Linked DNA regions of Homo sapiens: region 2 is linked to region 1. Evidence: chromatin contacts called from ENCODE Hi-C or POLR2A ChIA-PET data. All regions are on one chromosome and are shown on one strand. The core of a region is the stretch at or near the end of the contact, and the rest is flanking DNA. Distances in the headings are between cores, read along the strand shown.

What was found. A loop is a pair of places that touch in the nucleus more often than their neighbours do. ChIA-PET counts read pairs that join two places held with the same protein, here RNA polymerase II (POLR2A). Pooled maps may share reads with other maps.
Region 2: a pooled map shows a loop between it and region 1 (7-fold over the local background). The contact joins two enhancer-like sites. A Hi-C loop is called at or near these places in 4 of 168 maps with a recorded cell type or tissue (HepG2, IMR-90, motor neuron and 1 more), 1 of 37 single-sample maps with no recorded cell type and 4 of 50 pooled maps. POLR2A ChIA-PET finds 5 or more read pairs at or near these places in 11 of 52 experiments (GM12878, PC-3, PC-9 and 8 more).

What each region holds. Positions count from the first base shown.
Region 1 is chr1:35,220,040-35,225,197 of GRCh38, forward strand. No RefSeq gene overlaps it. Among named protein-coding and RNA genes, the nearest start is that of SFPQ, 29 kb to the left of the region's middle. Within about 2 kb of position 2,737, at least 2 of the 41 ENCODE cell types and tissues checked have a DNase peak (open chromatin) inside an H3K27ac peak, as active enhancers do.
Region 2 is chr1:35,296,583-35,301,740 of GRCh38, forward strand. All of the region lies in intron 1 of ZMYM4 (zinc finger MYM-type containing 4), which reads left to right. Among named protein-coding and RNA genes, the nearest start is that of ZMYM4, 30 kb to the left of the region's middle. RefSeq lists a silencer at 4,721-4,919. Within about 2 kb of position 2,074, at least 2 of the 41 ENCODE cell types and tissues checked have a DNase peak (open chromatin) inside an H3K27ac peak, as active enhancers do.

The DNA.
Region 1 (5,158 bases), core at 1,487-3,986:
TCAAGGAAGAGGAGGCTGCCTTTGGGGGAGCCAGTCAACAATCTCTGCCAAAGCTGGATTGCAATTATCCAGCCATGAAAGATGGACATGGAAAACCCAGAAATCTCACACTCTAGTGGCCATTAACTATTACCTCCATATTACTATCAAAAATGTCAATGTGAACACCAGACATTCCTTTCTTTCTTTTCTTTTCTTTTTTCTTTTTTTTTTTTTTTTGAGACAGAATTTCACTCTTGTTGCCCAGGCTGGAATGCAGTGGTGCAATCTCAGCTCACTGCAACCTCCACTTCCTGGGTTCAAGCAATTCTCCTGCTTCAGCCTCCAGAGTAGCTGGGATTACAGGTGGCCACTACCACGCCCAGCTAATTTTTGTATTTTTAGTAGAGACGAGGCTTCACCATGTTGGCCAGGCTGGTCTCAAACTCCTGACCTCAGGTGATCCACCCACCTCGCCCTCCCAAAGTGTTGGGATTACAAGCGTGAGCCACCACGCCCAGCCAGACATTCCTTTCTAATGTCATCTGGCTGCCCACTGCTAAGGATTTTACACCAATAATTTTCACTCCACAGAGTCACCACCTTCATGCCATTTCCACCTTTCTTTTTCCAACCCCACTCTCCATTACCCTTCCACTCAGGAGAAAAACTAAACTCTTCAACTCAAAGTAGTTTAGCCACAGTCATGCCCTTAAGGTTTCGCCTTCACTCCAAGAGGATTTTACCAAGATATTTTTCCAAAGAAATACCTTCCCTTACAAAAATGGTTTGTTTTTTGAGATGGAGTCTCACTCTGCCCCCTGGGTTGCAGTGCAGTGGCAGGATCCAGGATCACTGTAACCTCCACCTCCTGGGTTCAAGCAATTCTCTTGCTTGAACCCCTAGAGTACCTGGGATTACAGGCATGTGCCACCACGCCTTGCTAATTTTTTGTATTTTTAGTAGAGATCAGGATTCACCATGTTGGCCAGGCTGGTCTCAAACTCCTGACCTCAAGTGATCCACTCACCATGGCCTCCCAAAATGCTGGGATTACAGGCGTGAGCCACCACACCTGGCCACAAAAATTGCTAACATTTTCAGCACCTCTTCACTAAAACGTCCTCCCCACCAACAGACCCCTTGTGTTTCTTCACATGGCCACTAGGAGCATAGGCTGAAAATCATTGTTCACAGCAGGCTTCCTGGCCCCATATGAGACTATAAACATTTGAAGAGTGCCTACAGTTTTTCCCCTACATCCTTCTCCTCTCCCTCAACCTCTTCCCTCTCTCTTTTCCCACCATAGGCTGCTCACCCCCCAAGCCTTCTTCTTGCCTTTGCTTTCCCAAAACAATTCAGCAACTGCATTTAACTAAGATATAAATAACAATGGGATGTCTGGTTACTAATTTCAGAGCCATATACATTTTAACAAGAATTAAAGACTGAAGCCTAGGAAGTGAATGTCTAAATGGGAGAATTCCATGGTTCTTGGGGGAAATTCCTTCATCTTTCATATCATTCAGGCAAAAGAATGAGGTAAAAAATGAGCTTTTACTGAACAGCTTTGTATGGAAGGCTTGTATGCACTAGCATTCTACACAAGACTTTCACATGTCAGTGTATTTAGTTCTCACAATAATTATGGTGGCATTATTATGCCTATTTTGCACATTAATTGAGGCTCAGAGAGATTAAACAATTTGAACCCAGATCTGTCTGATTTCTCAAACCTGTATTGTTTCCACTATAGCAGCTGTTAACATTTATGTACAGAAAAGAAATTAAGGATTGCTACAATCTCAAGGGACCAAACTTCTAGAACCACCCCCAGACAGAATGGTTGCAAGAGATCAGTAAATTCTTTTTTTATTTATTTATTTTTTTTTCAGATGGGGTCTCGCTCTGTCACCCAGGCTGGAGTGCAGTGGCAAGATCTTGGCTCATGGCAGCCTCCACCTCCTGGGCTCTAGTGATTCTCCTGCCTCAGCCCCCCAAATAGTTGGGACTACAGGCATGTACCACCATGCCCAGCTAAGTTTTGTATTTCTTTGTAGAGACAGGGTTTTGCCAAGTTGCTCAGGCTGGTCTCAAATTCCTGAGCTCAGGCAATTTGCTTGCTTTAGCCTCCCAAAGTGCTGGGATTACAGGTGTGAGCCACTGCTTTTGGTGAGATCAGTAAATTCTGTACCTAGACAGACCCAGTCATTTTTTTCAGTGTTTCTCAAAAAGTGGCCTACAATCAGAATCACCAGTGTTCATTAACAAAAATGTGGCTTCCTGAATCCCTTCCTAGACCACCGAATCTGACCTCTGGGGGCAGGGCCTGTGAATCTGGACTTTAAATATGACTTTCTAAAACACACTAAGTTTGCAAATCGCTGCTTTAGTGAATAAACAGAAAAGAAAAGCTGTCATCCTACTTCCTACGACTGCCCATATTTTTGTAATTTTACAGCTTATTCACACTCTTGTCAGAGGCTGGGAACCAGAAAGGCTAGGATTCATTCTCCTAAATTATTCATTTAACAATTATTTATTGCATGCTTTCAAATGTGCCAGGCATAGGAAAGCAAACACATTGCTTTTGAAATGTATTACAAGGGAGGGCAAAAGACTGTTGGAAGAAGATTTGAAAGCAATGGTTAAGAAGAGATTAGTTTTGAGAAATTATCTGAATAGCTGGTCGTTCGCATGGACTATCAGGGTCCCCAGAGAGGTAGCTGCAATAATCTGGGACTACACTGGAATTGTTGGTTACACATGTGCTCTCATGTTACAGGCCTGGCCTGGAGGATATTTGTCCACATATGCTGGTCAAAGATGGAGAGGCAGTAAAACTGTTTCTCTTCTGCTACCAGTGAATAAGCCAGATCTTTAGCTTTTATCTTGCTGGGAGGAGATGCATTTCTATATTTGGAGTGGATCCAGGTTTTGTAGGGCCTGAGCTTTTGCAATTCCTGAGGCCCTTTCCAAGAAAGAGAATACAAAATTATGACTACAGTATTAAGTATGCATGCGAATATTTGTTTGGAATGAGAAAAGACATCAAGACAAATTATTGAAGACAGAGATTCAGATCCCTCTTTTCTGAGATATTCCAGGCAATTTTTCGGAAATGCTTATGCAGAAATTCTTCTTGATTGCAAACCGCTTCCTCTCCTTCTCTAGAGCAGACTACAACTCCTAGCAACACCCATCTCTCAGAGGAGCCCCTGCAAGTGAGGGGCCCTGAAACTTAAGCTCCATTAACTTCAAAATAAATCCTCCTTCCCTCCTTCTCTCCTTACAGGGCTTGGTGCTAATTTTTTTTTTTTTTTTTTTTTTAAGACAGCCCAGGCTGGAGTGCATTAGCACCATCTCAGCTCACTGTAGCCTCGACCTACCAAGCTCAAGCCATCCTCTTGCCTCAAAACCCTCCTCCACCCACTTCCTTGAGTAGCTGGGATTACAGGCTAGAGTCATCATGCCCAGCCTTGGTGCTAATCTTTGCTTCACTGGCCTTTGCTGTAGGCTAGCTTCCGTAAATATGTACAAGGCCAGTTGTTTAACTGATTTATCTAGACAGCAGTCTCTTTTCTTTTTAATTAAAAAAAAATTCTTTTTAAATGTAGAGATGGAGTCTGGCTACAGCCTAGGCTGGTCTCGACCTCCTGGGCTCCAGCAATCCTCCCGCCTCAGCCTCCCAAAGTGCTGGGATTACAGGTGTGAGCCATAGCACCTGGCCTGGGCAGCGGTCTTGACAGAATAAACTCTGATGATGGTGGGGCATAGGTAGAGAAAATTGATTACTGAATCTGAGACAGTTATCTCACCCCATTCACCCTGGGGAATCTACAAGCAGCAAAGGGAGCTAACATAGTTTACATTATTTGCTACAGTCAGGCTGTGCAAGCTGGAAAATAATATTCTTTTGGCTTAAATTTATTAATTCAGTTAGGTTGCAAGGGGTGTCTCTCCCCTGCTATCCAGAAGTTCTCATAGACTGTTATCTTTTTTTTTTTTTTTTTTGAGACAGAGTCTCCCTCTGTTGCCCAGGCCGGAGTGCAGTGGCACGACCCCGGCTCACTGCAACCTCGCCTCCTGGGCTCAAGTGATTCTCCTGCCTCATCCTCCTAAGTAGCTGGAATTATAGGCACCTGCCACCACACTTGGCTAATTTTTATGTTTTTAGTAGAGACAGGATTTCACCATTTTGGCCAGGCTGGTCTTGAACTACTGGCCTCAAGAGATCCACCTGCCTTGGCCTCCCAAAGGGCTGGGATGACAGGCGTGAGCCACTGCGCCTGGTCAACTGTCATCTTATGTGAGTAATACATACCAGGAAGGAGAATAAATAATTTCTTAGTAAACGCATTTTGTTTAATAGATAAAAACATGCTGTTCAAGAGAGGGGTAGTAAAAACGTTGAGAAGTAATAATCTGGTCCACGCACCTCACTTTAGACATGATAAAACTGAGGCCAGAGAAAGGAAGAGAGGTGTTCAAAACCATATAGACAGGCAGTAGCGTAGCCAAAATAGTATTTCTCACCCAGGCTTCTTGTTTGACCAGACAACCTTCCCAGTTCAAAATTCTGGTTTCTAATAAAAGGCAGAGGAATGAGTCAGAAAGCCAAGGAGAATAATCTGTTAATTTAGCTTTGGAGCTATTGACAATCTGGTTGGGAGATGACAGGCCAGGCTACTTCTCTGCTGAGAGAAGTTATTTTTCTGCTGGAGAGTTATTTCTGTAACTTGTATCAAAAGCCTTTAACATATGTATGTGTCCTGACCCGGAAATTCCATTTCTTGGAATTTATTGTAAGGACATAATCAGAATGAGCACGATGATGTATATACATTGATGTTTATTGTAGCATCATTTTCAATTTTTAAAATATAGTCCAGGCGTGGTGGCACATGCCTGTAATCCCAGCATTTTGGGAGGCCGAGGCAGGCAGATCACGAGGTCAAGAGATTGAGACCATCCCAGCCAATGTGGTGAAACCCTATCTCTACTAAAAATGCAAAAATTAGCTGGGCATGGTGGCGCATGCCCGCAGTCCCAGCTACTCGGGAGGCTGAGGCAGGAGAATTATTTGAACCAGGGAGGCAGAGGTTGCAGTGAGCCAAGATCATGCCACTGCATTCCAGCCTGGTGACAGAGCAAGACTCTGTCTCAAATAAATAAATAA
Region 2 (5,158 bases), core at 824-3,323, 76 kb after region 1:
AGTTATGGCTCTAGTGATGACGGGGTTAGCTGTGGTTGGTTTTGATGAGAATGAACGTCCTCCTGTAGGGCATCTATTGCACATGAGGATATCACATGATTTTCCAGCAAAAGAAGGCTATTCTTTTTAGATACAGAGGGCAGGTGGAAGTTTGAAATAGTCAGTTTCATTCTGATCCAACCAGATATTCCCATTTGAAGTTTCAAGGTCCCATTATTTCCCAGTAACTGTTCTTACCTTTTCTTTTTCTTTCTTTCTTTCTTTTTTTTTTTTTTTTTTTTTTGAGATGGGAGTTTCGCTCTTATTGCCCAGGCTGGAGTGCAGTGACGCCATCTTGGCTCACTGCAACCTCCATCTCCCGGGTTTAGGCGATTCTCCTGCCTCAGCCTCCTGAGTAGCTAGGATTACAGGCGTGCGCCACCACACCCTGCTAACGTTTGCATTTTTAGTAGAGACGGAGTTTCACCATGTTGGTCAGGCTGGTCTTGAACTCCTGACCTCAGGTGATCCACCTGCCCTGGCCTTCCAAAGTGCTGGGATTACAAGCGTGAGGCACCGCGCCCAGCCTGCTCTTACTTTTTCTTTCTTTCTTTTTTTTTGAGATGGAGTCTCGTTCTGTCTGCCCTCACTTTCACACAATAAACTTGGCGAGACTGAATTCAACTAATTTTGTAATTCAGTTTGCACAATTAAATTTTGCATTTGATTTTCAGCAATATCAACCTGTGGTTATATAAGAATTAAGATTATTAATACAAAAATGAGCCAGGCATTTTGGCTTACACCTGAGGGTGAGATGGGAGGATGGTTTGAGCCTGGGAGGCAGAGGTTGCTGTGAGCTGAGGTTGCAGTGAGCCGAGGTCACGCCACTGCACTCCAGCCTGGGTGCTTGTCACAAAAAAAAAAAAAATGTATATATATTTTTAAGGTTATCTTGAAAGGTCTCTCTTTCTCTGACTGTGACTTGAGCTGACTTAACGGACCTGAACTTGTTATTTTCATCAGAAATGCAGAAGAGCACTTAGAGAATTCATCTCACATAACAGACTTTGTAGCCATCATTACTGCTTTACTAGTTAAGTGCAACAGCCATTTGGGTTCCCAAGGTACTTGCTTTAGTTGGCATTTCATCATCACCAACCACAGGTGATAGCCTGATTAACTGTGATGCCCCTGCATATGTGGGATTATTACCAAACTAGTTCCTGCTTGAGCCCTATACTCAAGCCTAAGGACACAACGAAAAGCAATTCTGAATCCCATTTTTGTGTGCCTGTCTCCTATGACCACTGCCACTACCAGTCCTGTATCAGAGGACAGAAACCACACAGTAATTTGAATATGGAAAGTTTAACATAAAGAATTATTTACCATTAATGGGGAATTAACTCTAAGGCTTAAAGAGAATGCTAAAGATACAGAATAACAGTAGAGGGAGCGGCCACTGCCTCTAGGTCTGAGGCAAAGTTAACAAGGATGGAATAAATCTGGATGATGGCCAGCCCACCAGCTTCAAGGCTGAGATTCAGATCTTGTTGGAGAAGGTGTGGTCCACTGGATGCTGGAAACATCTGAGGTGGGGCAGGCTTTTGCTGGCAATTAAAAAATGCCCCCCTGGGGTGCCAATAAAAGTCAGTAGGATGGTGAGTCCCTCATCTCTACGAAAAATAAAAATATTAGCTGGACATACTGGTGTGCACCTATGGTCCCAGCTACTTGAGAGGCTGAGGTGGAAGGATTGCTTGAGGCCAGGAGATCAAGGCTGCAGTGCACTCACTGTGTTTGTACCACTGCACTCCAGCCTGGGCAACAGAGGATACTGTGTCTCAAAAAAAAGTCACTAGGAAGCCCCTTGCTGAATCTGGCTAAGAAGATAGGCTGGGACACTGGCAAAATTCTCTGGGAAGTCTGTCTCCCATAGGGGTGCTGCTGAAACTTGCAGGGTAGGTGCTTTCTGGAGTGCTGACAAAACTTGTCAGGAAACTACTCATGCGTGTGTGCCTGTGTCACTGAGACTTGCTGGGGAGTTGGTCTCTGGGAGGGCCATTTGGAGTCCTGCACAACACCTCCACTGGAGCAAGCCGGCTAGAGAACAGTGTTAACAGGAAGAGAAGCCCCTTCCTTCTAGAGTATTCCTCCAGTGCCATCTACTGACAAAGGTTAACATTGTGCCAGCTGGCAAAGGAGAAAGTTTTGCAGGGTCCATCTCCATTATGTAAAGCAGGGCAGAGAAGAGTGGGTTTGGAGTTGAGAGGCAATCCATTTGTAACTGGTGAGAACCCACATAGTTACATTGCCATACTCTTTACTTAGGGTAGATGCTTGTTTTCATATGGTGTCATTTTCCTTCTGCTGAGGGACTTTCCTTTAATACCTCTTGTAGACTGGTCTGGTAGTGATGAATTCTCTGTTTCTGAACAAGTATTTATTTTGCCTTCAGTTTTGAAAGTTTTTTTTTTTTTTTTTTAAGAAACAGAGTCTTGCCATGTGGCCCAGGCTGAACTCAAATTCTTGAGCTCAGGTGATCCTCCTGCCCCAGTCTCTTGAGTAGCTGGGATTACAGGTATGCACCACCACACCTGGTGTAGTTTTGAGAGATATTTTTGCAGGATTTTGAATTCTAGATTGACATTTTCCTTTACTTTCAGTACTTTAAAGATGTTGCTCCTATACCTTCTGGATTGCATTGTTACCAATGGAAGGTGTTCAGGTTCTTGGCGTCTTGAACAAAGAATTGGACAAAACACACAAACAAAGCGGGAAAAGAATGAAGCAAAAAAAAAGCAGAGATTATTGACAATGAAAGTAAACTTCACAGTGTGGGAGCTGGTTGGAGCATAGGGGCTCAAGGGTGCCATTACAGAATTTTCTGGGGTTTAAATCCTCTTTAGAGGTTTCCCATTGGTTACTTGGTGTACACCCTTTGTAAATGAAGTAGTGGCCCCCAATGAGAGGCTGAAGTTAAGTTACAAAAGTTATACCCTATGCAAACCTCTGGTTGTGGAAAGCAACCAATCAAAGGCTAAAGTGAAGTTACAAAGTTATACTTCTGTGCAAACAAAGACTTAGCCAGGAATCAGTCTGAATAGTTGCCTGGTAAGTTGCAGAAAGCAACCAATCAAAGGCTAAAGTGAAGTTACAAAGTTACACTCTTATGCAAACATCTGATTGGTTGCAGAAAGCAACCAACAGAGATTCTTTCTTTCTTTCTTTTCTTTTTTTTTTTTTATGAGACAGAGTCTTGCTCTGTTGCCCAGGCTGGAGTGCAATGGTGCCATCTCGGCTCACTGCAAGCTCCGTGCCCTGGGTTCATGCCATTCTCCTGCCGCAGCCTACAGAGTAGCTGGGACTACAGGCGCCTGCCACCACGCCTGGCTATTTTTCTTGTATTTTTAGTAGAGACGGGTTTTCACAGTGTTCGCCAGGATGGTCTCGATCTCCTGACCTCGTGATCCGCCCACCTTGGCCTCCCAAAGTGCTGGGATTACAGGCATGAGCCACTATGCCCGGCAACAGAGATTCTTTCAATTTTCCATCTGCCACATAGAAAAAGAGTGGGGTTTGCAAAGGGAGTAGCCTCCAGCCCTTCTGTTACTTAGGTGTGGAAATTTGGGGTTTTCCTTTTGATTTAGCTCTGGGAAGTCAGTGTGAATTGGCCTTAGGTTCCCTGCCTCCAGATTCTATTTTCCTGCCTCAGCATTGCTTCTATGAGTCTACTCTTATTATTTTTGTTCCTTTGGATGTAATACCATTTTCCCCCAGCTGCATTTAAGAATTCTCTATCACTTTTTATCAGGAATTTGATTATGCCTTGGTATGGTTTATTTCAAACTTCTGCACAGGGTTCATTGAGCATTCTGATTCTGTGAGTATACAGTTTTCATAAAATTGGGAAGTTTTGGCCATTATATTTTCAAAATCTTTTTGTCTTCTCCCTAGCATATTTATTGACTCCAGTTATATGTATATTATATCACTAGATGTTGTTCCATAGCTCACTAATTTTCTTTAGCCTTTTTTCTCTTTTTATTTTGGACTGTTTCTTTTGCTGTATGTTCTAATTCACCAATCTTCCGCAGTGTATAATTTTCTGTTAGTTCCATTCTGTGTAATTTTCATCTTAGACATTGGGTTTTTCATCTCTAAGTTCAGTTTGGGTACTTTTTATGTATATCTTTGTGTCTCCTTAGTATATTCATGCTTTCACCTTTACCTTCTTGAATACATGGAATATATTTATAATAGTTCTTTTAATGGTCTACTAGTTTTATCATTTGTATAATTTCTGGATCTGTTTCTGTTGATTAACCTTTCTCATTATAAATTGGCTGTTCTTGCTTCTTTGCATGCTTGGTAGCTTTTGATTGAATGCTAGACATTGTGGCCTCTACCTAGTTGGGTGCAGGACTTAAAAAAAAATTCCCTTAACTATTCTCAAGCTTTGTTCTGGGATACAGTAAAGTTACTAGAAACAGATATTTTTGGTACCCTGTATCCCTGCCTTAAAAAATAATAAGATAAACAAGTCTTTTTGAGGCTTACTTTTAATCTTTGTTACGTGGTGGCACCAGAATAGCTTCTTGGCAAAAGCTAATTTTATCCTACTGCTGACTTTTTACTATACTATTGAATATTTGATGCCCCATGTGATACCCCATGTGTTAGAAGGTCTTTTCCTTCTGGGCTGAGTGTGGTGGCTTACACCTGTAATCCCAGCACTTTGGGAGGCCAAGGCGGGCGGATCACTTAAGGTCAGGAGTTCAAGACCAGCCTGGCCAACATGGTGAAACCTCGTCTCTACTAAAAGTACAAAATTAGTCTGGCATGGTGGCAGGTGCCTGTAGTCCCAGCTAGTCAGGAGACTGAGACAGGAGGATCGCTTGAACCTAGGAGGTGGAGGCTGCAGTGAGCCAAGGTCATGCCACTGTACTCCAGCCTGGGTGACAGAGTGAGAGGGTGTCTCAAAAAAAAAAAAAAAAAGTCTTGTCTTTTCCTTCTGGTTGATGGAACATGAACTATTTCAGGCCCTGTATAAACTCTAGGAATTGTTCTGCCCGCTTTTTTCTGGTGACTGTTTCACTGGCCTCCATGGTTTCTTCTCTTACTTGTGCAGCTTGATACTTAGCTGAAGACTAGAGGAGAGTACTCTGCAGATCTC